Regions from separate parts of the Homo sapiens genome. Here region 2 is linked to region 1. Evidence: read pairs that join two places in POLR2A ChIA-PET (ENCODE). Cell type or tissue: GM12878. All regions are shown on one strand. Each heading gives the region's core, and the rest is flanking DNA. Links, peaks and the distances in the headings are about the cores only. Region 1 has its middle 23 kb from the start of ADAM19. Region 2 overlaps CYFIP2 (cytoplasmic FMR1 interacting protein 2).

What was found. ChIA-PET counts read pairs that join two places held together with the same protein. Peaks named below come from ENCODE experiments on the same cell type or tissue, not always from the same donor. Only the 100,000 strongest peaks of a DNase experiment are listed, where the experiment ranks them.
Region 2: POLR2A ChIA-PET joins it to region 1 with 5 read pairs; 3 of 35 experiments call an interaction of 5 or more read pairs at or near these places.

Annotation. Positions count from the first base shown.
Region 1 is chr5:157,590,185-157,606,551 of GRCh38, forward strand. No RefSeq gene overlaps it. Among named protein-coding and RNA genes, the nearest start is that of ADAM19, 23 kb to the left of the region's middle. RefSeq lists a silencer at 4,219-4,318 and an enhancer at 12,269-12,428. In GM12878, for the core only: no CTCF peak of the experiment used is centred there; DNase peaks (open chromatin) are centred at 4,236, 6,467 and 7,264; H3K4me3 peaks cover 695 bases; H3K27ac peaks cover 6,155 bases.
Region 2 is chr5:157,274,807-157,291,173 of GRCh38, forward strand. CYFIP2 (cytoplasmic FMR1 interacting protein 2) reads left to right here. Exons shown (of 31, transcript NM_001037333.3): 2 at 10,533-10,672; 3 at 12,213-12,302. The coding sequence starts at 10,556. Among named protein-coding and RNA genes, the nearest start is that of CYFIP2, 17 kb to the left of the region's middle. RefSeq lists enhancers at 11,833-12,333, 12,334-12,834. In GM12878, for the core only: no CTCF peak of the experiment used is centred there; a DNase peak (open chromatin) is centred at 8,795.

The DNA of each region.
Region 1 (16,367 bases), core at 3,240-11,239:
AACATTCCTTGCTCTGAAGTCTGCTCTGTTACACTACAATCGCTTTTGATTAGTATTAGCAGAGTGTATTTTTCTCTATCCCTTTCCTTTTAATCTATATGTGTCTTTATATTTAAAGTTGAGTTTATCGCGGACAACATGTGGTTGAGTCTTCTTTTTTGATCTACTCTGATCTGTCTTCTAATTGATATATTTAGATCTTTGACATCTAAAGTGATTGTTGATATAGATGAACTATTACCTATCATATTTGTTACTGTTTTCTATTTGTTGCCCTTATTCTGTTTTCCTATTTTTGTCTTTCATATTTTCTCTGGCTTTTGTGGCTTTGAGCATTTTTATGATTCTATTTTCTCTCCTTTTTTAGCATATCAAGTTGTCCTAGGGTTTGGAAAATACATTTACAACTAATCCAAGTCCACTTTCAAATAACACTCTACCACTTCCTGGGTAGTGTGAATACCTTATAATAACAAAATAGTCCTAATTCCTCCCATTCCTTGTATTATTGCTGTGATTCATTTCTCTGACAGATAATCATGTACATGTATATATAAACATTTATAATTGAATACATATGTTGCTATTATTATTTTGAACACAATGTTATCTCTTAGAAGAATTAAGAATAGGAAAAATAAAAGTTTCCATTTTATTGTCATTTATTTATTCTCTGTTGCTCATTTTTTCTTTATGTAAACCTAAGTTTCTGACCCTTTATCAATTTCATTCTCCCTGAAGAACTTTTAAAAAATATTTATTGGCTGGGCGTGGTAGCTCACGCCTGTAATCCCAGCACTTTGAGAGTCCCAGGCGGGTGGATCATGAGGTCAAGAGATCAAGACCATCCTGGCCAACATGGTGAAACCCCATCTCTACTAAAAATACAAAAATTAGCTGGGCGTGTAGTCCCAGCTACTCAGGAGGCAGGAGAATCACTTGAACCTGGGAGGTGGATGTTGCAGTGAGCCGAGATCACGCCACTGCACTCCAGCCTAGGCAGCTGAGCGAGACTCCATCTAAAAAAAAAAAAAAAAAAAAAAAATGCTTGCAAGCAGACTATTGGCAACAAATTCCTTCCATTTTTGTTTGAGAAAGTCTTTATTTCTCCCTAGCTTTTTTTTTTTTTTTTTTTTTTTTTGAGACAGAATCTCACTCTGTTGCCCAGGCTGAAGTGCAATGGTGCAATCTCAGCTCACTGCAACCTCTTCACCCCAGGTTCAAGAGATTCTCCCACCTTAGCCTCCCAGGTAGCTGGGATTACAGGTGTGCACCACCACTCCTGGGTAATTTTTTTTTTTTTTTTTAGTAGAGATGCTGTTTCACCACTTTGGCAAGGCTGATCTTGAACTCATGACCTCAGGTAATCCACCCACCTCGGCCTCCCAAAGTGCTGGGATTACAGGCGTGAGCCACTGTGCTCGGCCTCTCCTTTGTTTTTGAAGAATTCTGTACCATGGTGTACAGAATTCTGGATTGGTGGGATTTTCTCTTAACACTTTAAATATTACACTCAATTCTCTTCTTGCTTGTATGGTTTCTGAAAAGCTAGCTCCAATTTTTTGCTCTTCCTTAAATAAGGTGTTTTTTTCCCCCTGGTTTCTTTCAAGATTTTGCCTTTGTGTTTGATTTTCAGAAGTTTTATTATGATATGACTAGGTGTAGTTTTTCGTTTGTTTGTTCATTTTAACATATTCCTCGTGTGTGACTAGGTGTCCCTGTTTTTTGTTTGTTTGTTTGTTTACTTGGCATATATCCTGCCTGGTGTTCTCTGAGCTTTTTGGATCTGTGGTTTGGTGTCTGGCATTAATCTAGGGAAATTCACTATTGCTTCTGCTCCTTTCTCTTTTTCTTCTCCTTCTGGTATTTTCATTGTGTGTATCTGTACCTTTTGTACTTGTCTCACAATTACTGGGTATTCTGTTTTATTTTTTCAGTCTTTTCTTCTCTTTGTTATTCAGTTTTGCAAATTTCTATTCTCACATCCTCAGGCTCAGAGGTTTTTTTCTTAGCCATGTTCAGTCTACTCATGAGCCCATCATAGATTCTTCATTTCTGTAACAGTGATTTTAATCTCTAACATTTCTTTTTAATTCTTAGAATTCCCTCCTCTCTGTTTACATTATCTATCTGTTCTTGCATGTTGTCTCTTTTTCCATTAAAGCCCTCAGCATATTAATCATATTTAAAATGTTTTTCAGTTGGTTGGGCATGGTGGCTCATGCCTGTAATCCCAGCACTTTGGGAGGCCAAGGCAGATGGATCATCTAAGGTCAGGAGTTAAGACCAGCCTGGCCAACATGGTAAAGCCCTGTCTCTGCTAAAAATAACAAAAATTAGCGGAGTCTTTAGCAGTTTGTCAATTACAGTTCCAGTTTTCTTCCCCCAGCACCTCCCAGGAGGTTCCTGCTGGTGGGTTTCTGCTCTGATGTTATGATACTCTGTATCTATCTGTTTCTCCAATTTTGTGGGCAGCAGCTTGCCATATAACCTCACTTCTCCACTGGACATGAGAAGAGCTGATTTTTCAGTTCATCAAGCTTTTTACTTGTTGTTACGACCGAGTGGTGACTTCTAAGCTCCTTTCATGCAGGACTAGAAACCGGAAGTCAAATATTTTTAATAGATAATGATGCAAAATGTATCATAGGAGCCAGCTTCCTGCAGCTGTTTCCCCTCCTCAGCTAGCAGCCACCCTTCCCTAGGTGCTTTTTCCCCTTTCTAGATAAAGCCCTGGTGGGATTTAGAGGTTACACCAACCTTTTGCAGACATTTCACTCCATTATCTTCTTTGATCCATTCAAAAAGCCATGTGAACTGGGTGTTAGGATCCCATTTCACAGAAGAGAAAATTGGCATTTTAGGGGTAAACAACTTCCCCAAGGTCACACAGCCAGGACACAATTCCAAGAGGGAAAAGGAGGAAAAAAAGATAGAACCCTAGCATGGGAGTTTTCTCCCACGGAGATGACGTGGGGATACAGATTTCAGAGCAACAACCTTTTGCATTTATAGCCACACCCAAAGGACATCTGGGTCCATGAATTTTTCATTCAGCTCTATGCAAAGCGCTATGACTTGCCCTGGAAACAGAGGTTCCTGGGTAAGAGCCCCTGCCTTCTAGAGCCTCACTAGCCCAAGTGTGGTCCACAGACCAGCAGCATCAGCAGAACCTGGAGCCTATTAGAAATGCAGACTGTCAGTTCCCACCCAGACCTCTTGAATCAGAAGCTGCATTTTAATAAGATCCAAAAAAAAAAAAAAAAAAAAAACCCAAGGTGATTTGGCTGCTACTTAAAGTCTGAAAAGCATTGCTAGGAGACAGTCCAAACTTGATTTTACATATGGTAAGAGAAAACAAGTGTTTTCCTGGAACGGAAGCTAAGGATTGGAAAAGCCCAGAAAAAGAGAGATTGGATATAAACAAGGATCGTAGGAGGCTTCATGAAGGAGGGGTTTTGAAGTTGAGCCTTGAAGCAGAAAAGTGCATATGAACAAAAGTACAGAGATGGGAAGTGTTTAGTGTTTGGGGAAAGGCAAATGGCCTCATGTGACAAGAGGGAGAGAGCGGGAGGTGAAATTAAGAATAATAGGAGCAAATGGTCAAGGATGTTTTCTGTATGGATAATAAGGCAGCTGGAATCCTCTTTGTGAGAGGTCATGAGCTGGTGACCTGTGGGCCAACACAGTGTTGTAAAAATAATTTGGATTGTAGTTGTGTCCAAAATATTTTCAAAATGTTAAAAATTTAATTATCATAAAAATACATAGTGAGCATTTTCCAGGTTTTAATTAACTAATCAGAGAACCAGCAAGATCACCAAGGTGGTTCAAAAAAGGACAGGAAAAACTAGACAAAAGGAACTCTAAAATAAGATTGAGATCCAAACTGGTTAATAACCTACAGGGCAATAAAACTACATTCTTTGGGGTTATCTTCTCTACCAGACGATAATCGTTTACAGCTTTACTGGACAAAAAAAAAAAAAAATCATTGACAATTTATTCGTTTTCTGTAATTTAACATCCAACTTTACAGAGTTATAAAATGTCAGACCCCTAATTAATCACAAACAGTAAACAGCAGGTGAAACAATCTTGTGTTTCCCTGGAGTTAGACAATGCCCTGAACAGAAAAGACAGTGAGTGGTTAAGGGCAGTGATTCTCAAACCTAAGCTTAAAGCAAAATTCCCTGAAGGGCTCATTACAACACAGAATGCTGATCTCCAACCTCAGAGTTTCTGATTTAGTACATCTGGGGCAGACTGATGATTTGTTCTCAGTTGATGCAGATGCTATTTACCAGGGAAAACCCTTTGAGAACCACTGATCTTAGATGCCACTGAATGAAAGAAACTGCAGTCATTCTTTTGCCTCATTTCCAAATTTTGGATATTTTTTCTGAACAGTTGCCAAATGTTCAAAAATCAGAGAAAAAAAATTCCTGATTGTGGCTCTTATGAAAAATTAGAAAGTCAGACAATAGTAAGTCTAAATTCTCCCGTGGTGACAATTGCTTAAAGCTCAATATCAGTTGCTCCTTTTTTTTTTCACTAACCCTAACCTACATCACTCATTTATTTTGCTGGCATTTGATTTTGATATCCCTGCAAAACATGGTGGAAACACAATGCAGAATTTGGAGGAGGAACATGAGTGCAGCTGGTTAACACCTATCTCTGTATCACATCTGATCAGCTCAGGCACCCAGGGCTGGCTTCCCAGAAGTACAACCCAGGCAGTTGCACAGGGCATCATTCTCAGGAGAGCCTCACACTTGATTTAATGCTCTGGTATTGCCATTTTGCAATTCTTAATAATTTTTGGAGAAGAGGGTCTCACATTTTCGTTTTGCATTGGGACCCACATATCATGTAACTGTTTTGCAGCCACCTCAAAGTTTGGAATCCACACTTAAAGGTGACCCTCTCATCACCAGATTGCTAAGGAGAGGAGGAGGTAATTCCAGAATCAGAAACCTAGGGGATACTTTAGAAACCATCTTGCCCTGCAGATAGGGTCACCATTTCATTTTATAGCTAGGGCTACTAAGGTCCAGAAAGAGGAAATTGACTTCCTCAAGGTCATGGACAAATCCTGAAAAGGGAACCAGATTAAAAGTCTGAAGTGGTGAGTCTGCAAGGCTGTGAATACTAAGGCTGCCAGCAAGTTTATGTATCTGATATACCCCTGCATACCAATATGAAAATTCCTGTTTTTCACTTAGCTCAGTCAACTTTGGGTTGATCTGGTTGAAGCAGGAGAAGGATGTGGATAAAACGGGAAGAGTGGGGGTGTGATCTTTAAACAGATCAAGAAACTTGTATAAACAGACCCATTTAGAATAAGGATTGTGAAAGGAAAAAATCTTATATATGAACTCCACCCCTATGTTTGTTACAAAGGACAGATCTCCACCTAAACCCCTAAATAAACTGCAGAGGCAAAAGCATTCAGGAAAAACCCAGCAATATACTACCCAATTGAAAATGGCAATCAGCTCAACATCCCTAATCATCAGAGAAATGCAAATCAAAACTACGATGAGATACCACACTCTAGTCAGAATGGCTATTATTAAAAAGTCAGAAAACAACAGATGCTGGCAAGGCTGTGGAGAAAACGGAATGCTTATACATTGCTGGTGGGAATGTAAATTAGCTCAGCCACCGTGGAAAGCAGTTTGGAGATTTCTCAAAGGACTTAAATAGAACTACCATCAACCCAGCAATTCCATTACTGGGTATATATCCAAAAGAAAATAAATCATTCTACCAAAAAGACACATACACTCACATGTTCATTGCGGTGCTATTCACAATAGCAAAGACATGGAATCAACTAACCTAGGTGCCCACCAGTGGTAAATTGGATAAAGATAATGTGGTCCATATACACCATGAAATACTATGCAGCTATAAAAAAGAATGAAATAATGTTCTTTGCAGCAACATGGATGCAGCTGGAGGCCATTATCCTAAGCAAATTAACACAGGAACAGAAAACCAAATACTGCATGTTCTCATAAATAAGTGGGAGCTAAACATTGAGTGCATATGGACATAAATATGGAAACAATAGACAACGGGGACTACTAGAGGGGGAAGCGGTGGGGCAAGGGTTGAAAAAAAAGCTATTGGATACCATGCTTACTACCCGGGTAATGGGATCATTCACATCCCAAACCTCAGCATCATGCAATATACCCATGTAACAAACCTGCACATGTACCCCTGAATCTAAAATGAAAGTTGAAATTATTGTTTAAAATGGCAATCAATAAAGCACTTAATTTCAGCTGGCTCCACTTAGCCAGAGAACAGCTCGAAGACCTGTAGGTCTCGACTGCCTAGTTTTAGGTTAATGGCTGCACACACTCAGAAAGTCGAGTTCCTGCAGCTGGTTGAGTGGTAAGTTGAAGTGAGAATTAGGCAAATAAGTCAGCCCTTGCTCACATCTGCTCTTGTGGTCTGAGTGGGTGGATCTTCCTCTCCTCCCCAACCACTGCTCAGGAATAGTCAAGAACACAACGCCTGGGTGTAGAACTGCATCATTAAACCCACTGTGCTTGGCTCAGTGATGGGTATATGGCCCTAAGCTGGACCAATGGGCATCTTCCCCAAGACTCTTGACAGCTCTATCAAAAATTTGCTTTCTTCTCGTCTGAGATGGTAAGCAATATAAGTTTGGAGCTATGAGTTGTCTTCTTGCTGCCATGTCAGGAAAGAACCTGTCTAAAAAATGAAGTCAAACAGTGGTAAGAGGTATGGAGAAAGAGAGAGACAAGGTCCTAGTATTATTATTTGAACCTGTGGATTTAGCCATGCCTGAAGTCAGCCGCCTCAACTTTTCAACTACATGAGCCAATAATTTTCTTTTTTGCTCAAGCTAGTCTGAGTTAGAGGTCTGTCACTTGTGACTGAAAATATCTCAATCATGCAAAGGCCTCCTCCATTCTAGGCACTGTGCTAGCTGCTGGGATTATAAGAGTGGACAAAGACACATGTCATTCCTATCTTCACGGTACTTAGCATCTAGTGGGAAAGATGACAGTAAGCAAGTGAGCAAATACACATATACATAAAATATAATAATTACACATTGATATTTGTAAACAATTGATGCTAAAAGAGAGAATGAGAAAGGAGGACTACTTTAGACAGCATGGTGGGGTAAGGCTCTCTTGAGTTGTTTTTTGAGCTGAGAGTTTGTGGTTGGTATGAAGAACAGAGGGAAGAAAGTTTCAGGTGGCAGAGACAGCCACCATTCTCAGGCTTGAAAGGCCTCTATTCATTCCAGGACCTGAAAGAAGGCCTTCATTCATTCACCCATTCAACAAACATCTGTTAGACGGTGTCAAGTGCTAAGTACAAGGAGATAAAAGCAGCCCCTGGAGAGTTGATAAGAGACATTGAAAGCTATACAAATGTTTGAACCATGTTATTCAGCAATTCCACTTCTAGAAATTCAGTCAAAAGAAAATAACAGGAATTTCTGCAAAAACATAGCTATCAGGATGTTCATTGAAGCGTTATTTATTTTTTTAACTCTAATTGAAGTGCCACAAACATACTAAAAGAGTGCACATAGACCGGGTACGGTGGCTCACGCCTGTAATCCCAGCATTTTGGGAGGCCGAGGCAGGCGGATCACCTGAGGTCAGGAGTTAGAGACCAGCCTGGCCAACATGCCGAAACCCCATCTGTACTAAAAATACAAAAATTAGCCGGATGTGGTGGTGCATACCTGTAATCCCAGCTACTCAGGAGGCTGAGACAGGAAAATTACTTGAACCCAGGAGGCGGAGGTTGCAGTGAGCCGAGATCGTGTCACTGCCCTCCGGCCTGGGTGACAGAGCAAGACTCCGTCTCAAAAAAAAAAAAAAGGATGTACATATCACAGTAAACAGTTCAACTATTTTCACGGCCTGAACACACCCACATTATCGAAAAAGAAAAGAGAACATGCCCTGCACTCCAGAAGTCCCCTTTTGCCACCTTCTAGTCACAAATCCCCCTTTAAGCAAGGGTAACTACTAGCCTGACTTCTAATAATATAGATTAATTTTGCCTCTTTTTACTTTATATAAATAGAATCATCCAGTATGTAACTTGGGGGAAAGGGATATGGGAAGGTCTTGGCTTCTTTTGCTTAAGTTTTGTGTTTGTGAGATTTCACTATATCGTTTATGTAGTTATAGATTGTCTGTTCTGCATAGTATTCCATTATCAGAATGAACCACAGTTTAGTCATCCGTTCTACCATTTATAGATATTTGGGTTGTCTCTAGACTGAGACTATTACAAACAGTGCTGTTGTGAGCATTCTTTTGGTTAATATATATTTGCATTTCTTTTAGGTATATACCTAGGACTGACATTGCTGAGTCATAGTATATGATCAGCTTTAAAAGATATTGTTAAACAGTCCAAGAAAATGGTTGTATCCATTCATACCTCAATCAACTTTGTAAGAGAGTTCTGGTTTCTTCACATGGTTGATAACACTTGACATTTTCCATTTTTAAAAAAAATTTAGCCATCTGGTGGGTTTGTGTTGGTACTGACTTTTGGTTTCAACTTTCATTTTCCTGATAGTGAATAAGATGATTAGTGAAAATCTTGTCATCTCTTTGTTGGCCATTAGATATCCCCTTTCCCAAGGAGCCTGTTCAAGTCTGTTTTCCATTTTTCAAGTGGGCAAGCTGTTTTTTTCTGTTGGTTTGCAGGAGTTCTTTAAATATCCTGGCTACAAGCCTTTGGTCAGTCATATATATGAAAATATATTCTTCCACTTTACAGGGTACGTCCTTACTCTCCTTTGATACAAAGCAATTCTTAACATTAATATCTTAGAATTCATCATTTTTATGAGCACTACTTTTTGTATCCTATTTAAGAAATTGTTGGCCAGGTGCTGTGGCTCATGCCTGTAATACCAGCACTTTAGAGGCCAAAGCAGACAGACCTCTTGAGCCCGGGAGCTTGAGACCAGCCTGGGCAACATGGCAAAACTCCGTCTCTACAAAAAAATACAAAAATTAGTTGGTCATGGTGGCCCAGGAGGATCACTTGAGCCCGAGAGGCAGAGGTTGTAGTGAGCCAAGATCACGCCACTGCACTCCAGCCTAGATGACAGAGCGAGACCTTGTCTCAAAAGAAAAGAAAAGAAAAGAAAAGAAATTGTTTCCCACCCCAGGAGCAGAAAAATATTCTCCTATGTTTTTCTCAAAAAACTTTACTACATTCATTTTACATTTAGATCTATAACCTATCTGAAATTTATCTTTATGACGTGAGGTAGAGATCAAGATAATTTTTTCCATATGGCCGTGTTTCCCAAATGGTGCACCAAGTCACCCTTGGGCACTGCAGTAAACTCACAGAGGGGCCATGGGACATTTTACCTTTTTGAGGGAAGCACAGTGACAACTGTTGGATACCATATAAACTGTTAGCTGGAAATCGTTCACAGTTTCAATGTTAAATCATACTCCATTCCCTTCAATGACATGATATTTTTGCAAAGCAGGGTTTTTTGAGGTTGCTATGATAAAAAGTAAATGCCATGTGAAATCAGGAAATGAAAATGATGATGTTGTCTGATTCCAAGACCTGAGAAACTGTGTAGTCCTCAACAGGAGCACAGTCTACAGTCTATTGGTCAATATTGTGGTTACTTAAAAACAAAATATTTTTTCTTTCAATTTACAAGTATTTTTTTCCAAACGATTACTACGTTGTTAAGATATAATTATTCATTAAGTTGTTTGGATCTAACTACTTAATAAATAGAACTGTTAAGTATTTCTTTTTCTTTCGTTCATTCTTTTTTTTTTTTTGACAGTCTTGTTCTGTCGCCCAGGCTGAAATGCAGTGGCATGATCTCAGCTCACTGCAACCTCTGCCTCCTGGGTTCAAGTGATCCTCCTGCCTCAGCCACCCAATTAGCTGGGATTACAGGCATGTGCCACCATGTCCAGCTAATTTTTGTACTTTTAGTAGAGATGGGGTTTCACCATGTTGGCCAGGCTGGTCTCGAACTCCTGACCTCAGGTGGTCCACCTGCCTTGGCCTCCCAAAGTGCTGGGATTAAGAACTGTTAGGTATTTCTTTTGACTGAGGGTTGCCATGAAAAAAATTACTGAGACACTAAAGTTACCATATATGGAGAAAGTGTGGGAACCTTCCTGAGACAGACAGACTCCAGGGCAGTCCCCACAGTTTCCACCCTAGTGTTTGTGTTCTTCTGTGATCCCTGCTCTTGAGTGTGGATGGAATCCCTGACTTGCTTCTAAGCCACAGAATACAGCAAAGGTGACTGATGTATGTGATTGTATGTACAGTACATGACTGTGTTACATTAGACTGTAACACCCAATTTGGGAGGAGACTGCCTCCCTTGTTGGCTTTTAAGAAGCAGGCTGCCTTGTTGCGAGTTACTCTGGGGAGAGGGCCATGTGTCAAGGAGGTGAGGGCAGCCTTAAGCCAACAGCCAGCAACTAACTCAGGCCCTCAGTTTCCATCCTGTAAGGAACTGAATTCTGCCAATAACCACACAAGTTTGAAGCAAGTCTTCCCTGGTCCAGCGTCAGAAAAGACTGCAATGCTGGCCACCACCTTTTTATTTTTTAAGATGAGGTCTTGCTCTTTGCCCAGGCTGGAGTGCAGGGGCACAGTCACAGCTCATTGCAGCCTCCAATTCCTGGATGCAAGTAATCCTCCTGCCTCAGCCTCCTGAGTAACTGGGACTACAGATGCACACGACCACTCCCAGCTATTTTTTTTTTTTTTCCAGAGACAGGGGCTTGCTATCTTGTCCAGGCCGGTCTTGAATTCCTAGCCTCAAGTGATCCTCCCACCTTGGCCTCCCAAAGTGCTGGGATTACAAGCATGAACCGCTGCACCTGGCTGCTGGCCAACACTTTGACTGCAGCTTTGTGAGACCCTGAAGCAGAGGGCCTGGGTAAGCCATGCCCAAACTCTTGTCTACAGAAACTGTAAGATAATAAGTGTGTGTTGTGTTAAGGAGCAAGTTTGTGGTAATATTGTTACCCAGCAATAGATAACAAATGCACTCACCATATAGATAACTGACTGATCCAGCATCATCTAATGAAGAGACCATTCTTTGTAGTGTCTAGTCTTTTTCATAATAGAAGTAGAAACCCCCAAAATTTCTTTCTTAAAAAGTGTGTTTTATTAGGCCGGGCATGGTGGCTCACGTCTATAATCCCAGCACTTTGGGAGGCCGAGGCAGGTGGATCACTTGAGGTTGGGAATTCGAGACCAGCCTGACCAACATGGAGAAACCCCATCTCTACTGAAAATACAAAATTAGCCGGGCATGGTGGCGCATGCATGTAATCCCAGCTGGTCAGGAGGCTGAGGCAGGAGAATCGCTTGAACCCAGGAGGCAGAGGTTGTAGTGACCTGAAATCGTGCCACTGCACTCCAGCCTGGGCAACAAGAGTAAAACTCCATCTCAAAAAAAAAAAAAAGTGTTTTTTTCCTTCTTTTTTTGTTTTCCTAGGCTCTTAAAAACCACCAAAATTTCTAATAAAAGTTTGATTAATAGACCATGATATATTTCGTCCACATGACAGAGTAATAGACAACCCATAAAAATTATGTGGAAAATATCTAGTAACATGAAAACGTTTTCACAGTAGATTACTAAGTGAAAAATATGAGTTTAAAATTGTACATTCAATTATATTCTACTTGTGTAAAATGTGAGTATTATGTGTATCTGCATTGTTAAAAGACTGTTTAAAAATGCCTTTGGGAGAGAGAGGATTACAGGTGTTCAACAACTTTTTTGTGTGTTTTTAAAATTTTCTACAGAGAAATTGCCAACAAATTTCCTATAGAGAGATCATATTAGTTTATACACATACATATTCATACACATTTTTTTCCTTAAAATAGAGATGAGGTCTTGCTATGTTGTCCAGGCAGGCCTCAAACTCCTGGCTTCAAGTGATCCTTCCTCCTCAGCCTCCTAAACTTCTAGGATTACAAGTATGAGCCTCCATACCTGGTCCACATACTTTTTAAATTAAAAAAAAAAAAACAGTCCCTGTGTTGAAGGAATTTATAGGAGACAGGGTGTAGACAAATAAGAATGCTGTAACATTAGAGACTATATATTCAGGACCCTTTAGAGACCCAATGGAAACCATCTTAACACAGAAGGGAAGATATTGGCTCATGGACTTTGATTGGCCTTGCTTGGGTTATATGCCATCCTTGGATCAATTACAAAAGACAGAATATGGCATTCTAGGCCAAAATCAGGAGCCTATGCTACAAGCCCTGCCTGTTGTCAGCACCCTGTGGCAAGGGGTGGGAGACGGCAAGATCTTCCCCCTTTTCCCAAAAAAGGGTGCCAGAAGAAGGGGGATGAGGAAGGTAATTGTGGGAGACCAAGCATGAAGCAGTTAGTTTTGCCTGGAGGAGAGGGGCAAAGGCACAGAGGAAGTGATACTCATGCTGAGTGTTCAAAGACGGAGAGGTGTTTCCAGGCAGCTAGCGTCAGGAGGGCATCTGTAGAGGAAGAGGGGGAGTGTTATGAGCAATGGGGAAGGGAGCCAGAGAGATAGTCAGAGGCGAGATCTGGATGTGGCTTCTGGGTCAGGTGAAGGTGTTGAGCCTTCATTCTGAGGGTCATGGGGAGCCCCCAAAATAAAGATGAGGACATGTGTGTTTGGTTGCCTTTGCTTCTGCAGCAAAATACAGTGCCTGGCAAACACTTTTACAAGCAATGATAGTAATAATATGGCTGCCTCCTGCACTAGACTCTATGACTCTCTGATGGCCATGAGGAGGACGGATTTGGGGGCTTTTGACAATAGCCTCCACTAAACCAGTGTGTTTCCAATGTTTTTGACTGTGATCCTCAGTAGGAAATACATTTTACATTACAATTCAACTAAATTTCACTGAATTATGTTAAAAAAAATCCCCGCCCTAGACTACCAACTCCATCTTGGCAGTGACCATGACTTATAACTCTTGATAATTACCATAGGTTTGATGTCTGGTGAACTGTCTCATGGTGGGCCCATAATATTACTGTTACTACTAAATTCATATTTACTGAATGAACAGGTGCAGATGTCGATAAATGATTCAAAATATTTGCAAACTACAGAGAGTTATACAGGTGCGAACAATTGATGTTGGCAACTAACTCAGACACATATTGATGAGCCTGTATGTTAGACCAATTGCCGGAGCAGGCAGCGGGAGGTGATGCTGAGGGCAGAGGAAGGGGGTAGAGGGAATTTACTGCCCATGGAGGGTGGTTCTCCATGCACCACATTTCAATGATTCATGCTACTTCCTGGGCCACAGTTCTCCTCCATAACCGCACATCCTTTTTCACAGACTGTGAGTGATTTCAATAGTATATGAAAACTATGACTCAGAGGCTGGAAATCAAAGGGTTTTCTTTGAAGGCCGGAAAAATTTCATCTCAAAGAAAGTGCAACAAACGCACAAGGTAGTCTTTTTCTCTGAATAGAGACATGGGTTTAAAACTAGGAATAGTAAATGACACAGGCACAGAGACGGGAAAAAAGCCACTGTTGTAGATATCTTGAAAGTGCATTTGGCTCACGGAGGGTCTCCAGGGACCACTTAAGCCCATCATTTCCATCCCACCTATTGAAGCTTATTGATTAGTACAGTCGCAAAACCCTTCCCATGTGTTCTCTGTAACCAAAGTTCTCTAAGTAAAAAGCAAAGCCCAGGAAACAGCTTTAAAAGGAGAAGTTTACCTAAAGATGAGAAATACTAACTGGGGCTGAGCACTGGCTTCCTCCCAATGTCAATATTCCTGCAAGGTTTAAGGATTGGGATCCCATTTGAAGAAGCACTTGTCGGAAGAAATAATGATGTTCTGTCTTTTTCAAAGAGTCGGAAACCTTTGTGATGAACAAAGTCATAATTAAAGACCTTTAGTTCAGGATTGCACTAACAGTTTGATAGTTACGGATGACTGAGGAGAAATTTCCAATACCAATTATATGGAGCCTCTTTCTTTCTTTCTTTCTTTCTTTCTTTCTTTCTTTCTTTCTTTCTTTCTTTCTTCTTTTTTTTTTTTGAGACGGAATTTCACTTTTGTTGCCCAGGCTGGAGTGCAGTGGGGCGATCTCGGCTCACTGCAACCTCTGTCTCCTGGGTTCAAGCGATTCTCCTGCCTCAGCCTCCCGGGTAGCTGGAATTATAGGCATCTGCCACCAGGCCTGGCTAATTTTTTGTATTTTTAGTAGGGACGGGGTTTCACCATGTTGGCCAGGCTGGTCAAGAGCTCCTGACCTGAGGTGATCCACCTGCCTCGGCCTCCCAAAAGTGCTGAGATTACAGGCGTGAGGCCTACATGGATCCCTTTTCATTCAACAGACAAGCAGACAATTAAGATAATATTCTAAAAAGGCCTTAGAGTTCCAGATTAAGGAACCTTGGGACCAGGCTGACTTAGGCTAAATTCCACTCTCTCCCCCATGTCACAGGTAAGATCCATGCCTTGGAAGTTAGGTAGTTTTTGCCTTGAACATCTTCAGTAATCAGCTTGAATTTTCTAAATGCAACTTCATCATTCTGCAAATCAGCAAGACTCACTTCAAACACACGACCCTTCAGACTACCAGGTGCAATTTTGGTTCCCTGGGTCCTGGTGACCAGTGTCTTTCCAGTATTTCTTCTACTGAACATAGCATGCTTTCACATCGTACCAATCTTTCTTAGAAAATGGATCAACCAGCCAGGGGTGGTGGCTCACACCTGTAATCCTAGCACTTTGGGAGGCCGAGGCAGGTGGATCACCTGAGGTCAGGAGTTCAAGACCAGCCTGGCCAAGATGGTGAAACCCCGTCTCTACTAAAAATAGAAAAATTAGACTGGGCGCAGTGACTTAAGCCTGTAATCCCAGCATTTTGGGAGGCCATGGCGGGTGAATCACCTGAGGTCAGGAATTTGAGACCAGGCTGGCCAACATGGTGAAACCCCCGTCTCTACTAAAGATACAAAAACTTAGCCGTGTGTGGTGGCACACGCCTGTAATCCCAGCTACTTGGGAGGCAGAGGCAGGATAATTGCTTGAACCTGGGAGGCAGAGGTTGCAGTGAGCCGAGATCGTGCCATTGCACTCTAGCCTGAGCAACAGAGTGAGACGCTATCTCAAAAAAAAAAAAAAAAAAAATTAGCCAGGCATGGTAGCAGGCACCTGTAATCCCAGCTACTCAGGAGGCTGAGGCATGAGAATTGCTTGAACTCGGGAGGCGGAGGTTGCAGTGAGCTGAGATCACACCATTGTATTCCAGCCAGGGGGATAGAGCAAGACTGTCTCAAAAAAAAGAAAAAAGAAAAAAAGAAAATGGATCAGCCACTTCTTGGCTCCCTTTTTGCTGTCTTTCGTAAGGTACTTGTTCTTGCCAACCACCATGTTGCTGCTCAGAATGATCTTTTCAATAAACGGTACTGAAAGAACTGGACAGCCATATGAAAAAAATGAACTTCGACCTTTAGCTCACATCATACACAAAAATTAATTTGAAATAAATAATAGAGACAAAAGTTGTGAACATAAATACATTCAAAAGCTGTTGGAACCCCCAAAGCACTTTTTTTTTCTGGCAAAGTCCCACCTCAGCCTCCGAGTAGCTGGGACTATAGGTGCGCACCACCACACCTGGCTAATTTTTGTATTTTTTTGTAGAGACAGGGTTTCGCCATGTTGCCCAGGCTGGTCTTGAGTTCCTGAGCACAAGCAATCAGCCCACCTTGGCTTTCCAGCATGCTGGGATTATAGGTATGTGCCACCACACCTGGCTTCCAAAAAGACTTTAAACCTTGAGAGAGAACTGGTGATCTGAGTCACTTAGCATGTAGTTGCAACTTCTGCTTCTTAGATTATAGATCAACTCTCTTTTCTCATTGTTCTTGTGCTATAAATGACTGGGAGAGACCAGAGACCAGATGTCCTCCCCTTCTAATCACTGACCTTTGTTATAGATTGTCTCCTGCATTATTCTGTACCTAACTCAAACCAGATGGCGCAAAAGACCTCATGACTGTTTCATCTTCAGTATGGAATGTTCAGTATATCTTTCCTGAAAGAAAAAGATGACCTTCACCAATCAGACCATTGTAATTATGCATTAAGCCTTACATAAGGCCGGGCATGGTGGCTCACAGCAGGAATCCTAGCACTTTGGGAAACCAAGGTGGGATAATCACTGGAGCCCAGGAGTTTAAGGCCAGCCTGGGCAACACGGCGAAGCCCTGTGTCTATAAAAAATTGACTGGGTATGATGGCACACACCTGCAGTCCCAGCTACTCAGCAGACTGAGGTGGGAGG
Region 2 (16,367 bases), core at 5,215-13,214, 310 kb before region 1:
AGGTTATTAATCTTTCTGTGTGCTTATTGGCTATGTGTATATCTTTGGAGAAAAATCTGTTCCTTGCCTATTTTTAAAATCAGGTTCTCTTTATTAATGAGTTTTAAGAATTCATTTTTTAAATTTATTTTTATTTAAAAAAATTTTTTTGTAGAAACAGGGTATCACTCTGTTGCCCAGGCTGGTCTTGAACTCCTGGCTTAAGCGATTCTCCCATCAACCTCCCAAAGTACTAGGATTACAGGCATGAGCCACTGTGCCCAGCCAAGAATTATTTACATATTTTATATACTTAGCAAATACATGATTTGCAAATATTTTCTTCTATTCTGTGGACTTACTTTCTTGATGGCGTCCTTTGAAGCACAATTTTTTTTATTTTGATGTTTAGTTTATTTTTTATTTTGTTGCTTGTGTTTTTGTTGTTATTACATAATTCAAGGTCACAAAGATGTACTCTTATGAGTTTTATAGTTTTAGCTCTTACATAGATCTTTGATCCATTTTGAGTTAATTTATTATATATTACATTATTTATACCTCACACCATAAAACAAATTTTGCATGTGGGTATCCAGTTGTCCTAGAATCATTTGTTGAAAAGAATATTCTTTCTACATCTCTTGTCAATTGACCATAAATGTGAGGATTTATTTCTGGATTCTCAGTTCAATTCCATTAATTTAATCATTGTTCATTGTCTTCATGGTAACACCACACAATTTTGATTACTGTAGTTTTGAGTATGTTTTGAAATCAGGAAGTGTGAGTCTTCCATTTTTGTTCAGTTCCTCCCACCCCCAAGATTGTCTTGATTATCCTGAGTGAGTCCCTTGAATTTCCATATGAATTTTAGGATCAGCTTGTCAATTTCTGCAAAGAAACCAGATGAGATTTTCATAGAGATTATGTTGAATCTGTAGGTTAGTTTGGGCAGTATTGCCGTGTTAACAATATTAAGCCTTCCAACCTATGGACATGGGATATCTTTTTATTTATTTAGGTCTTTAATATTTTCAACAAGGTTTTATTGCTTTCAGAGTGTATGTTTTGTACTTATTTTGTTAAGTTTATTTCTAAGTATTGTATTATTTTTGATGCTACTATAAATAGAACTGTTTTCTCCATTTTATTTTCATATTGTGCATTGCTGGTATATAGAGATACTACTGATTTTTATATGCTGATATTGTATCCTACAAACTTGCTGAACTTGTTTATGACTTTCAATAGTTTTTAGTGGATTTTTCTTGGATTTTCTATAACAAGACTATGTTATCTGCAAATAGGAATAGTTTTACTTTTTCCTTTCTAATCTAGATGTCTTTTATTTAATTTTCTTGCATAATTACCTTGGCTAGAACTGCCAGTACAATGTTGAATAGAAATGCTAAGAGCAGACTTATTTGTCTTGTTCTTGATCTTGGTGAGAAAGCATTAAGTCTGATATTAGCTAAGAGTTTTTTGTGGCCACTTATTGTCAAGTTGAGGATATTCTCTAATCCTAGTTTTTTGAGTGTTTTTATCATGAAGGCGTTGAGATTTTGTCAAATGCTTTTTCTGTGTGTATTGAGATGATATGGTTTCTGACCTTTATTGCTATAGCTTATTACGTTAATTGATATTCTGATGTTAATGTTAATCCAATCTTAACATTCCTGGGATAAATCTCACTTGTTCATGATGCATAATCTTTTTTATATGTTTCTGGATTCAGTTTTGCTGAGGCACTAACTTTTATCGAGCACTTTCTACCAGCCAAGCCATTTACATGGACTAACTCATTGAGTTTTCAAAGCCTAAGAGATAGGAACTATCATTATCCCTTATACCAAAATGAAGAGAGTGAGGCTCAGAAAGGTTATGTCACCTACTCAAGGTCACACAACTAGGTATTGGCAGAGGTAAGATTCTAACTCAAGCTATCCAGTTCACCTCCACACTAAAATGCCTCTCATATGGATATCAGTGGTGGACATGGGATGATTTTCAGATAATACCCAGACCTGTGTTTATGTTCATTACTATGTTTTTTATGGCTCCTCTGTTTATGGCATATAATATTAGTTTTCTCTCTGTGATTGTGATATAAAGCTTCCTTCTAAAATGAAAAGTGGCAAAAAAGAGAATCCCTAGAAAAAAATATTAAGTAAGAATTATCCTGGCAGTTTATGGATATGACTATGTATTCTATGCTGATTTAAATTATCTGTATGGGTTTTTTCTCTTTTTCTTTTTTTTTTTTGTGACAGAGTCTCGCTTCGTCACCCAGGCTGGAGTACAGTGGCTCAATCTCAGCTCACTGCAACCTCCACCTCCCAGGTTCAAGCAATTCTGCCTCACCCTCCCGAGTAGCTGGGACTACAGGTGCGCACCACTATGCCCAGCTAATTTTTGTATTTTTATTAGGGATGAGGTTTCACCATGTTGGCCAGGCTGGTCTCGAACTCCTGACCTCAGGAGATCCGCCCATCTTGGCCTCCCAAAGTGTTGGGGTTACAGGCATGAGCCACTGAGTCTGGCCTTATCTGTGTAGCCACCAAGTCCGGTCTTATCTGTGTAGCCACCGAGTCTGGCCTTATCTGTGTTATTAATAGTGAAGGAGAAGGAATGGAAAAACTAGAAGTAAGGACATGGCCAACTTCAGGTCGTCTCCTCTCTCCTATGTTGTCAGGAGATTGAGGTGTGTTCATGAATTCTTTCATTCAGTACTTCCCCAGTGCCTAATCTGTTTGCAGCACTCTGCTAAGGTCTCTGCATTTTCAGTGATAGGTAAGAAAATGGTCCCTGACCTTGAGGAGCTTTCACATGCATGGTTCTACTCCAGAGAGGGCATGTTATGTTTTATTTCATGGGCAAACTCAGATTGATTGCTGGTGGCTTCCTGGAGCTCAGTATTTCATGAGGATTCTGAAGCTGTCTGTGGACTTAGTGGAAAATAGAGTCATTACCAATTAGCAATGTCTGTCCTGGCATGGGAGGAAGAAGTAGCAGTATTTGGGTTTTATTCTGGGGCCAAGAAAACATCATAGAGTGCATTTACACAAACCTGGATGGCATAGCCTACTACACACCTAGGCTATATGGTATATAGCCTATTGCTCCTGGGCTGCAAACCTGTACGGCATGTTCTTGTACTGAATACTGTAGGCAATTGCAACACAGTGGGAAGTATTTGTGTATCTAAACATAGAAAAGGTACAGTAAAAATATGATATTATAATCTTATGGGAACACCATCATATATATGATCCACTGTTGACTGAAGCATCATTATGAGGCAAATGACTGTAAATTTTTTTAATAGGAACAACCTAAATCTCCCTTTTATTTATTTTTATATTTATATATCTATATAATATTTTCTTTGTAGTAATATATGTATACATATGTGTATATATATGTATATGTGTGTGCAGTATGTTTGTGTGTGTGTACGTATACTTATATAGCCTCTGGCTGGAGCGCCATACGGACATGGAAAATATTTCCTGGCCTCTTGATGTTCATGAAACACAAAGGTGACAATTACCTAATCTTTCTAGCTTGCCAGAGTTGTGTTCTTCTTGAGGAAGGAAAAAGCAGCCAAACTGGGAAAAAAATATGTTTGGCACCTTTCAAAAAGGTACAAAACCAGGTGTGGTCTAGAAGAAAAGGCATAGAATTGGGAGTCAAGGTATCCTGTTTCTACCCTACCTCTGCCACTAGCTGACCATGTGACCTTGAATAAAAGTGTTTACTTCTCCATAACACAGTGTCCTCAGAAACACAGCAAAAATTATACCTGCTGAATTGAATTTGCAGGATAGTTGTGATTGAGAAAATCAATGTGAAAGATCTATAGAACTGAGATATTAGTGTAATAATAATAAACCTTCCTTTTTTTGGTAGGAGAATTGTTGGAGTATTTAATTCATCCTCTCTATTGAAAACAGGCCACAGACTAGCGAATGTTAAACGAAAGTATGGGAGGCCATTGTTTAAGACTAAGCTCCTGTACTAGGCCCCTAAAAACCAGACCAAATCAAAATGGAGTCACTCATGCTAAATGCCACTCTCTACCTGAGTCAGCATAATAAGCAAATCCTCTCTGCCTTAATCCTTACAAAAAAGTAACCTGAAGTAACTTGATGTTAACTAATCATTTATTTTTCTATTGTTGTGTTTTCTTATTCCCACCTTACAAAACCCACAGTTTTGCTATTGCCCAGTGGGAGCTTTCATTCTATTGTATAGAAAGGAGGTGCTTCAATTCATAAATCACAAATTAAGGACAATTAATTCTATAAATTTATTGTAATTTTGTCTTTTGACATGTCTTTGCTGGCTACTGTGTTAAGTATTCTACATGCTGTAGTTATATAATCAAAATAAACATTGAGGACAGGCACTATTGTAAATTGTCACCCTTACAAGGTAAGGAAACTGAGGCTCGGAGAGGTTAAGGAACATGCTATTGTTTATATAGCTCATAAGTGGCAGATGACAGATTGAAACCCAGAACTCAAGCTTACCCACTACACTAGCCTAATATTTCACTTCAGTAAAAAGTCTTAATATTTCATTTCTTTCCAGAAAAATCAAACAGATAATGACAATGCAAGTATTTTGCTTACAGAGAAACAGGGTTTAAGCTGTAAATGTCAGAACCTGCATTTCCAAAGCCATGTTCTCCTGGCAGTCGCCCTGCATTTATGGGACCCACCCCCCTCTTGCTTGGGGTCTGTCAGTCATGTCTGCCTGGGGGGGCACCTAAAGCCCCCCCTTCTCAGAAGCAAATTGCTTGTGTGCCCAATGTTATTATTACTTTTGGTGAAACCAGGCCACCGACTGAGTTTGTTATGAAGACACTGCATTTAAACCCATCATGAATGCCCGCCACTGAGAATTTGCAGCTGTGTTTGGTAAATGATGCTCCCAGAACACTGTTAACTTTTAAATATTTTATTAATTTCTTTTTCAAAATGATGAAATGGTCACATGTTCGTAGACCGAATATAAAGAATCATTCTCACTTGGAAGATTGCGTAACAGGCAGGACACTTGGGCAGGAAAGAAGTACGTTCTTATTTTCATTTATACCTCTGTTCAAATTTCCAGAATATTTTTCCTTTCTGATTGATGTGGATTTGGCAGTGCCTACCAGCACTTGAGCTAAAAATGTCGGATTTCCTTCTCCCTTAGGCACTGAATGATCTACCAATGCTCATAGAAATCCACTACAGAAGTTGTATTTGCCAGGGGAGAAGAAAGATAGCATTAACATAAACAGACTCCTAATTTATTTGCTTTGTAGGTTGTTCACTTACTTATTGATTCTCTTCAAGGGATGTTCAGGGGTACTATTATGCTACAGAGGAGAACTTAATGGTTATTCTGGTAAATGAGTATTTTTGTGTGTGTGTGTGTGATGAAGTTTTGCCCTTGTTGCCCAGGCTGGAGTGCAATGGCATGATCTTGGCTCACTGCAACCTCTGCCTCCTGGGTTCAAGTGATTTTCCTGCCTCAGTCTCCTGAGTAGCTGGGATTACAGGCACCCACCACCACGCCTGGCTAATTTTTTTTTTTTTTTTGTATTTTTAGTAGAAATGGGATTTCTACTAAAGAAAAATTGACCAGGCTGGTCAGGCTGGTCTCGAACTCCTGACCTCAGGTGATCCACCCGTCTCAGCCTCCCAAAGTGCTGGGATTACAGGCGTGAGCCACCACACCCGTCTGTAAATGAGTATTTTTTAAGTTTGAGTAGCCCAGAAGAAACCTAGTTACAGGAGAAAAAAAGGGAAGTTGGATAAGAGCTGGGAGCTTATAAACTGATCTAGGGGATTTTATGAAAAATTTGAAACATATATAAAATTGGATGGAAAAATACAGTAATTTCTATGTATGTGTCACACACAATCTATAGTTACTAACTCACTGCGAATTTGTTTCATTTCTATTCACTCTTCCCCCATCTAGTATTATTTAGAAGCAAAACCCTGTGTCCTTTTATCTATATTTTAGTAGATCTTTCTGGAAGATATAGGTTCTTTTAAAACATAACCTTGATATTATCAAACCTAAATACAATATTTCCTTCATATTATCAAATATCCAGTCAGTACTAATTTTCTAATTTTCTCATAAAGTTATAATTTTATTTGTATGGTGGTTTGTTTGAAATAGGATCCAAATAAGGTCCACACATGATAGTGTGTTCAGTCTCTTCAAAATCTATAGACTTTCCTCCCATCTCTCTTTTCTATCTTTGCAATTTATTTGTTAGAGGTCCTGAGTCATTTGTCCAGCAGAATTTGTCATAGATTGCATTTTGCTGATTACATCACTGGGGTGTAGCATGTTTTTCTGCCCTCTTATATTTCCTGTGAGTTGGCGTCAAAGGCTTAATTAGATTCAGGTGTTTTGTTTTGGATCCAGCATTCTTGGTGCGTTTTTCCATCATTAAGCACATAATATCTGATTGTCTTTCATTTAGGGATGTTAACAGCTGATGATGATCCGTGCCTAGATCCATTTGTTTGTAGAGGTTGGAAAACAAGGATATTATCATTTTTCTGTTAAAAAGGAAAAAAATACTTTTATGGAAAGAAACATCCATCTCTTCTATAGTTCGGTTATCTAGTGGTATAGTTTAAGAAAGACAGGTTAAATGTTTGCTTTTATTTACCAATTCTCAACATAAAGGTTGGTTCACAGGCTCATCTAACAGTAACAAAGTAATAAAAACCAAGCTTTTATTAGATGTCTTTGTGATCCATCAGGGCTCTTCCAGCACATCACTCGATTTTAAAATCACTTGGAATAATAGTCCCTTTCTGTGGAGTTACTCCAATAGTACAACATATATATACATTCATTTGTTTCATTTTACTTTTCGATTTGGGGGCCACTTTTTATAAATTTAAATTTTATTTTATAAGTATGTAAAATGTTTTGACGTTTTCAAAGTCAAATCTACAAAATAAGGCATATTCAAAGGATTCTAGCCCCTATCTCTTAACTGTTTTCCCTTCTTTTCCTGTTTTCCATAGGTAACTAATTTTTAAAAGCATATGGCTTGCCTTTCCATTGTTTGTTTTTTAAGTAGAAGATGTGTGTGTAGACATCTGCAGCCCCCTCTCCTGGGTAAATGAGTGCATGCTCTCCATACCATGTCCTGGAGATCACCCGTAGTTGCATGTAGAGAGGGTCCTCACTCCATTTTCCTGCTGCTTCATATTTCCCTGTACAGTGGCACCATAGTTTATCCAGACAGTCCTCTGTTAATGGATGTATTAGGCCATTCTTGCACTGCTATAAAGAAATATCTGAGACTGGGTAATTTATAAAGAAAAGAGGTTTAATTGACCTCAAGGTTCCACAGGCTGTACAGGAAGCATGGTGCCAGCATCTGCTCAGCTTCTGGGGAGGCCACAGAAAGCTTTCAATCATGGCAGAAGGCAGAGGGGTAACAGTTATACCATATGGTGGAAGCAGGAGCAAGAGAGTGGGCAGTGTGGGGGAGGGAGGTGCCACACACTTTTAAAATGACCAGATCTCCTGTGAACTCAGAACTCACTCATCACCAAGGGGATGGCCCAAGCCATTCATGAGGGACCTGCCCACATGATCCAAACACCTCCCACCAGGCCCCACCTCCAACACTGGGGATTAGAATTCAACATGAGATTTGGGTGAGGGCAAGTATCCTAACTATGTCAATGGATGTTTGCTGTTTTCAGTTTTTGCTATCACAAGTAGTCCTGCTGTGAATGGCCTTGTGCATATATCTTTGTGTATTTTTGTCAATGCATCTTTGGGACAGATTCCTAGAAGTGGGATTGCTGGTCAAATGGTAAAATGCTTATGGAAGTTTGTTAGATATTGCCAGATTTCCTCCTACGGGAGTTGTGTCATTTTGCCATCCCTACTAACAATGTTTGGTAGATCCTGTTTCTCCATAGTCTTGCCAACAGCATGTGTAGTCAAACTTTTGGATTTGAGTCGATCTAATCAGTGAGAAATGGTGTATCTCCTTGTAAGTTTCATCTGGATTTTCCTTATTGAAAATGAGATAGGACACCTTTCAAATGCAGTCTTCCTGGTCCCCTGGTTGGAACCCAGGCATTGTGTTATTAAGAAGCTGTGCACATGATTTTTTGGCACAAGCAGGGCCAAGAACCATTAACACAGAGTGTTTGAAAACACCTAGCGTAGAGGTTGGTATGAAATAAACCTCCACTTATCGAGTGTAATCTCAAAATGTGAGCATGAGCCCTTGGAAGGAAGTATGTAGTAAGGAAGCTGACTTCAGACTATGGAGCTGGACAAACCTGGGTCAGACCTCCCTCCACCACTTGCCAGCACTTGATCCTATGAAATTAAATGCCGAGGTTCTGTTTGTTCATCTATAGACTGGGAATAATCATAGTACCTACCTTTATAGGGTGGATGCAAGATTGAAATAGTCAAGTACTTCGCATAGTGTCTGACACAGAGTAAGGGCTAAAGAAATGTTTCACTATTATTATAATTGGAATTAATGAAGAGAATTACTAGGGCTTTGGAGGTTGAAGATCATTATGCCCAGTAAAATCATTACTCCCTCCTGTAAAATGGACCTAGTAGTAGTGTAAGAAGGAAGACAGTCTTTTTTTTTTCTTTTCTTTCAATGGATCAGTGAAGTGGTTTTGCTGTAGAACTGAATGCCACACTTAGAATTGTGGGGGAGAGAAGAGGAAGAAGCTTAGGTGTGGAGAGGACCTGAAACCACCATAGGAGACCAGCCTTCTGCAGAGGGCAGATGAGGAAGTTACCTCTGGGCTCAGTGAGCCCTCACTGGATGCAGCATTTGCTGTTGTCATGGTACGTGATGGGAAGGTGTGTTTGAGAACTCAGTGAAATGTGAATCTAGTTAGCTGCACAGCAGCCAGTGAAGGCTCAGCCCCAGTCTGCCCTCCCAGCCTTGGGCCTAAGGCAGGTATTAGTCTCGGGGCAGCAGGACCTTAGGTATATTCTGCAGTTGTTTTAGTCCTTGGCAGCCCGTGGACCAAATTCTTGTGTTGATGGTCCTTTTCCCCCCTAATGTTAGACACTGTATTTCCTAACAAGCAAAGCAAACTCACTGACATTCACAGCAGAAATCCCAGCCCCAGGATCTCACAACTCCCTGGGATCGAAGGTGGTTAGGAAGGGATTCTCAGACAAGCACAGTGGCCCTTCTCTTTGTGTCCCTCTTAATCGTGTGTTTAGGGTTGGCTTTATTATTATTAATAATATTTTTCTGAAACTCAGCTTTTAGTGTTTTTGTTCACCTCTACTGTTAACGTTTTATTTTGCTTTGCTTTTTGCTTTATGTCTGCCTTTGTAACTCTCAATCCCTCTGTTCTCATTTCTCTGGGCTGATTTTTGTTCTCTTAAGGTTTTTGAGTGTAACATTAACTTCATTTAGTTCCACTTTTCTTTCAGCTAAATGTGTTGAAGACATGTATTAGTGCTTTCCATCTTTCATTTCTAAAGATCTTATCATTTCTATTTGAATTCCTCTTTAGTTATGAATGACCTTGAAGTATGTTTTATAAATTTTCAAAGGTATGGGATTTTATTGCTACAATTTGCATTATTGATTTCTAATTTCCTTGAATTATATTTAATAATAAGTGAATGTGACTTGTAGGCCATCATTTTTGAAGAAACTTGGGGGAACCTGATTTATAGCCTAAATCATGATTAGTTTTTAAGCAGTGTTTCACATATGTTTGGGGGGAAAAATGAGTATTCTGTTTGCTGGGTGCTGAGTTCTTAAAATAGGAATTAGCTCTAGTTGGGTAACTGTGCTGTTCAGATTCTCTTCAGCTTCTAATCCTGCCAAACATACTATCAAAGCAGCTGCGCTGTGCCAGGGTCTAAGACACAGAAATATCCATTTAGGGCTGATTTGTTTGATGTGGCTCACAAAACATACCCAGGTCAAGGAAGACAGTGGCTCCTCCATCTTTGCAAAGAAGGTTGATTTGCAGGAATTGAGTTATTTTAATCCCAGTTTAATTAGCCTAAAAACCCGGGCTCTGGTTTTCAGTTGATTATCTTGGCTGTCACGATCCTGGATAATTGTATTGCATGGTAATTTAAGAGTGGAACTCATAAATATCCTTATGAAGAACAAAAGGTGGAGAAACTAACCATGACCTATGTTCTCACATCCCACTTGAGGTCCCTCGCTTGTGGTCACGTGACTGTGTGGGCATCACATAATTTCTCTGAGCCTTGATTTTTCATCAGTTATATGGATAGGGTACCACCTTCCATGTTGATCACAGAGGGTGGTGGTGAGGCTCAACCAAGTGCACACAAAATACCTTGTTAGCCATAAAGAGATCCTGAGATGTAAAAGATACACATCGAGAGCACCTTGGGAAGAAGTGGTGAGTGGAAGTGGCCTCAATGCATTTTAACTCTCTTTATTCTCCCAAAGGATGCTGGTCATGGTGCGGTTAAGAGGAATTTTAGAGGCCCCTGAAATTCTCCACTGACCTTCTCTTCCTTCCCTTCAGTGCAGAATACAGAAACTGCAGCCATGACCACGCACGTCACCCTGGAAGATGCCCTGTCCAACGTGGACCTGCTTGAAGAGCTTCCCCTCCCCGACCAGCAGCCATGCATCGAGCCTCCACCTTCCTCCATCATGTACCAGGTAATGGAAATGGTAGATAGCACCAGGGGGCCCAGGAATTCTGGGGATCCCCTAAGAGAGTTTGCCCTAAGGCAGAGGGAAGGGGAGGTCTGCATCTAGAAGGTGAAAGGTTGTGAGCTGATGGAGTCCCTTGTGCGCTGGTAGAGCCGAGTATAAGGAACAGATTAGCTACTAAATGTGCCGCAGGACTGTTTCCCTCCCTCCCCCAGGGAAGTCTTGTTGATCTGCTTTGACCCCAAATACCTTCCAGGCTATTCTTGCTGCTGTACCAACCAAGGTTTTGGCAGCTCTGGCCTCATGAATTAAATATTGCAATTTAGAAACCCCAGAGCCTGCCTGGGTAATTACTTTTCCTTCATGCATGTGAGGAGGGCACTACAACACCTCATAGCAGCTCATGGCTCAGGGAAGCTGGTCACAGTTGTTTGCTTTTGCCTAAGAGAGCAAAGCTTGTGATAAACCACCATCAGATTGTTCCAAACTATGACCTATCAGGGCCGGGAGTCGGTATAGCCCCTTGTCTGGGTGTGCCAGGCCAGATGCCATGTTAAGAAAGGATATGCTAATTTGAAAGTCTTAGCTGTGTTTGACCTTTTGATAGTTCTCAGATTGCTACAGGAGACTAAATATAAATACATAATAAATTCTTAAATTTCATTCAGTAGATGTATGAAGTACATGCTTGAAGGTTCGGCCCATAAACTTCATTGATTCACATCTTCTAACCCAGATTAAAATTTTAATTATACAAATATCTTTTTTATTATAAGCAATACAGAAAAGTATACAAAAAAGTATACAAAAACATATAAATTTTTTCTATAACTATGCGGATATATACCTTTTTTACCAAATATACATATATATGTGTGTGTGTATATATATGCATATATATATACATATATTTTTTTTTTAACCAATAGAGAACCATACTATATTTATTGCTTTGTGAGTTGGCTTTTTAACTTAAAATTTATTATGGATATTTTTCCATGACAATACCACAATACTACCACATTAGGCTTAGCCACCTCATGGTACTTAAAAGTCCATTTATGGATATGCTATTTTATGTATATATATATATATATATATATATATTTAGCCTTTCACTGTTGATGGATATGTAGGTTGTTTACAGTTTGTTTTAATCACAAAAAACAGCCACAGTAATTATTCTTGTACCTATATATCCACACCCTTGGGTGAGTATTTCTGGAACTGCCGAATCAAAGCAATGCACATCTTAACTTTTAGCAGCTATTTGGGCTTGTGGAGTTTAAGCATCTGCTTCTGAAGCTCAGATGAGTGAACCTGATTACTGATGGGAAGCAGACGGCAGACCCTGTCATCACCAGCTCCTGCCCAGTGTGATTGAGAGTGGGACTTTGTGGGGAAGGGGCAAGATGAAAGGTGACGCAGCAGGAGGTTTCCACAGAGAGCTTGCGTTGTTTGTTGGCAGCAGTTTGCCCTCTGGACACCCAGCCAACTTGGAACTGTTTTCTAACAACCAAAATGTTCCTGTCCTCTAATTCCACAGGCTAACTTTGACACAAACTTTGAGGACAGGAATGCATTTGTCACGGGCATTGCAAGGTACATTGAGCAGGCTACAGTCCACTCCAGCATGGTAAGTCTCTGTGACCCACGTGTGCAGACATGCTCCCTGCTGGGCTGGCAGGGGCCGCGGGCAGCTTCTCACACCAGAGGCATGTGCTCAGCTACTCTAAGAACCCCCTGCCTCAGTCAGAATCATCTGCTTAAGCCCACTCTTACATTCTGCGCCATCCCCTGTCGGTGCCTAGAAACATACAGTTCCCCTTTATTGTCCAGCTTTGGGAATCCTACTCAACTGTTAGGGCCCAACTTAGTCTCCACTACTCACTTTCTTGAGCTCCTATAGCTTTTTGGGTTAACATGTGATTGGATCTTGCCTTGTTTATAGGTTAATGAATGTGTGGAATTTTGTCTCTTGAGCAGAGCAAAAGGTTCCTTGAAAAAGGGACATTGGCTTTGGTTTTGGAATAACAGTTACTCAAAAAAGCTGATGGCCTAAATCATTTGCAAATAGGGCCAGTTATTATTTTCTCTCTTAGAGTCTGATTCATCTGTGGAGGGCTCCTCCCCTTCTCTGTTGGGCTTCCATTGATTTTATTCTCATGCAGCACTGCAATTTAAAGAATTCCAAATTCCATGTTCATAGACCCTGCCTGTGGTTCCATAAACCCTGCCTGTGGCTCCATAGACCTTTGACACTATATGTCTTAGCTCGTTTTGTGATGCTATAACAAGGAAACTGCAGACTGGATAATTTATAATAAATAGAAGTTTAGGCTGAGTATGGTAGCTCATGCCCATAACCCCAGCACTTTGGGAGGCTGAGGTAGGAAGATCCCTTGAGCCCAGGAGTTCAAGACCAGCCTGGGCAACATGGCAAGACCCTGTCTCTACAAAAATTTTAAAAATTAGCCGGGTGAGGTGGCACACACCTATAGTCGCAGCTACGTGGGAGGCTCAGGTGGGAGGATTGCTTGAGCCCAGGAGGTTGAGGCTGCAGTGAGCCATGATCGTATCACTGCATTCCAGCCTGGGCAACAGAGCAAGACCCTATCTCAAAAAAATAAGAGTAGTGGCTTATTGGCTTATGATTATGGAGGCTGGAAAGTCCAAGATTGAGGGGGCAGTATCTGGTGAGAGCCTTCTTACTGTATCATATCATGGCAGAAGCCATGACATGGGTGGCAGAGAAAGGGAAGGGGTCCAAACTCATCCTTTATGAGGAACCCACCCCCATAATAACAGCATTAATTCTTTCATGGGGGTAGAGCCCTCATGACCTGATCACCTGTTAAAGATCCCACCTCTCAACACTGTTGCACTGGAGATTTAAGTTTCTAACACATGAACTTTGGGGAACACACTCCAACCACAGCACTGTATTGGTTATCTCCCGTAACCTTGTGTTGACAAACCCTGCTCATTCATTCAATAAGTATTGTGTGGCTGGTGCCCTCAGAGGACTGTGTAAATGCTGGAGAGGTATGCAAGGGCAGATAGGGGCCAGTCCTGATCCTCAGTGAGTCAAGTGGGAAATAGATAAGCTTACCATTTATCGAATGCTTTTTCTATACAGATATTTTAGATGCATTGTCTCATTTGCTCCTGACATCAACCCTGTGAGGTAGGTTCTATTATCATATCCATTTTGCCGATGGGGAAAACTGGAGCCCAAAAAAATTGCATAACTTACTCAGGGTCCTGCAGCTGACAAGTGACAGCTCTAGATCAAGGTCTGCCTGACTACAAAACCTTTGCTCCAGACTATGCCTTGCAGACAAACAAAAATACACGAAGTTAAGGGTAAATGTCATGGTAAAAGTTCAAAGTTCTGTGTTTTTGAAGGAACCTTGAGAGAGTCAGAGAAAGCTTGATGTAGGAAGTGGCTTTTGTGTGAGGCCTTGTAGGAGGATAATGATACCTTGTAGATACAGTATACTTTAAAATATATGTAAGGCATTTTCATATATTATATTATTGGAGCTTTATAACAGCCCTGTGACTTGCAAAGGGATCATTATATCCATTTTAGGGATGAGAAAACTGAGGCCTAGAAAAGTTAATAAGCAGGTTGCTCATGATCCCACAACCAGTAAATCACAGGACTGGACCTGAAATCCAGGACTGATTGCCAGTCCTGATCTCTTTCTCCTGTTCCGTGCTGTCTCACACAGTTAGAATTTTACCAGTCAGAGATGAGACGGGGAGAGCACACCATGTGGAAGAGCTGGTGTGAGCAAAGGCACAGGGCAAGGATTTTCGAGGAGTGACTGGTATGGACTGTAAAGTGCATATAGGGATATTGTTTACAGATTCCCTACAAATAAAGGGTCGGGGCATAGAGGGTGTATTCGTTGGCTTGGATACCTTAACAAAGTGCCACAGACTAAATGGCTTAAACAGCAAAAATGTATTTCCTCCCCGTTCCGGAGATTAGAAGTCCAAGATCAAGGTGTCTGTAGGTTCGGTTTTTCCTCAGACTTTTTTCCTTGGCTCCCAGATGGCTGTTTCTCTCTGCATCCTCACATGGTCTCTTCTCTGTGTGCACACATCTCTGGCACCTTCTTTCTGTGTGTCCAGATTTCCTCTTTTTATAAGGACACCAGTCAGATTAGATCAGGGCCCTCTCTAATGGCCTCATTTTAACTTAATTACCTCTTTAAAGGCCCCGTCTCCAAATACAGTCACATTCTGAGGTCCTGTGGGGTTAGGGCTTCAACCTATAAATTTGGGGGGCACACAATTCAGCCCATAACAGAAGGCTTTAGTTTATTTAATAAAAAATTAAAAACAATGGAAAAATCTTTATCCTTAAAAGAGATATGAACAGAACGCAGCTTGGGGGACAGATTCCATGTGTTAGTCATATGTAGAATGAGTTGCAAGTAGGAATGAGGCAAATAAATTAGTCAAGATAATTAAAGTTATCTACACTGCAGGCATTCAAGGCTGAATGAGGGTGATGGCACTGGGGTACAGCTAAGAGGATATGGATGTGAGGGACACTGGCTTAGCAGTCACCTGGGACTGCACTGACTGAGTTCCCAGGAAGACCAGGTCAAGACACCAACAGAGCAGTCGGAAGGAGGGGTTAGGTTGGAGAGTGATAGTGTTCATTTTCTGTTACTGCCCTAATAGAGTGTCACAAACTTAGTGGCTTAGAAGAACACTGATTTATTTGCTTATAGTTTTGTAGGTCAGAAGTCTGACGTGGGTCTTACTGAGTTAAAATCAGGGTGCCAGCAGGGCCGCATTCCTTCTGCAGGCTCCAGGAGAAAGTCTGTTCCCTTGCCTTTTCCAGCTTCTAGAGGTGTCTACATTCCTTGACTCGTGGCCCCCAGCCAGCAGTGACATCACTCTGATCTCTGCCTGCATCTTCAAATCTCCTTCTCTGACTCTTCTGCCTCCCTCTTTTGCTTATGAGTACCTTGTGTTTACACTGGGCTCCCCAGGATAATCCAGAACAACCACCACCACCCGCCTACCCCCATTGCAAGGCTCTTAATTGGTCACATCAGCAAATTGCCTCTTTCCATGTGAAGGAACATATTCACAGGCACCAGGGATTAGGATACAGACATCTTGGGGGGACCATTATTCTGCCTACACAGGGAGAGTGTTGATGTGGCTTAGGCATGAGTCATGAGTGGCATGCAATGCTGACATTCCTGGATAACACCAAAATCTCCCTTCAGTCAACAGTGTCTTCCTCGTGCCTTCCCCAGTCTTTCTAAGGTAGCTTATTAGCAGCAATGTGGGTGTATGAGATGCTCATCTTCTTGTATGTCTCCTGTCCCCACTTGGGCAAGGTGAATCTCTCAAAGGACAGGATAGCCAGAGAAAAGAGGAGGAGGGGAAGTACGTAAACCACATAACTGACCAACTATATGGAAGAGTTGAGGGTTCTTTGCTGGGGTGAGATGGGGGCTGAGTGATCACTGGATCTGTCACTACATAAAATTTGAGCTACACTCACATTGGGTTTAAGTCATGGACTTTCAGAATATTAGAAATGTAAAGGACCTTAGAGATCCTTAGTCCTGAAGCTGTCAATGTGGGCTGCACAAGAGAATCAACCTGGGGATTGTTTAAAAACACCAGTGCCCCACCCCATCCCCAGGGATAAATATTTAGTTAA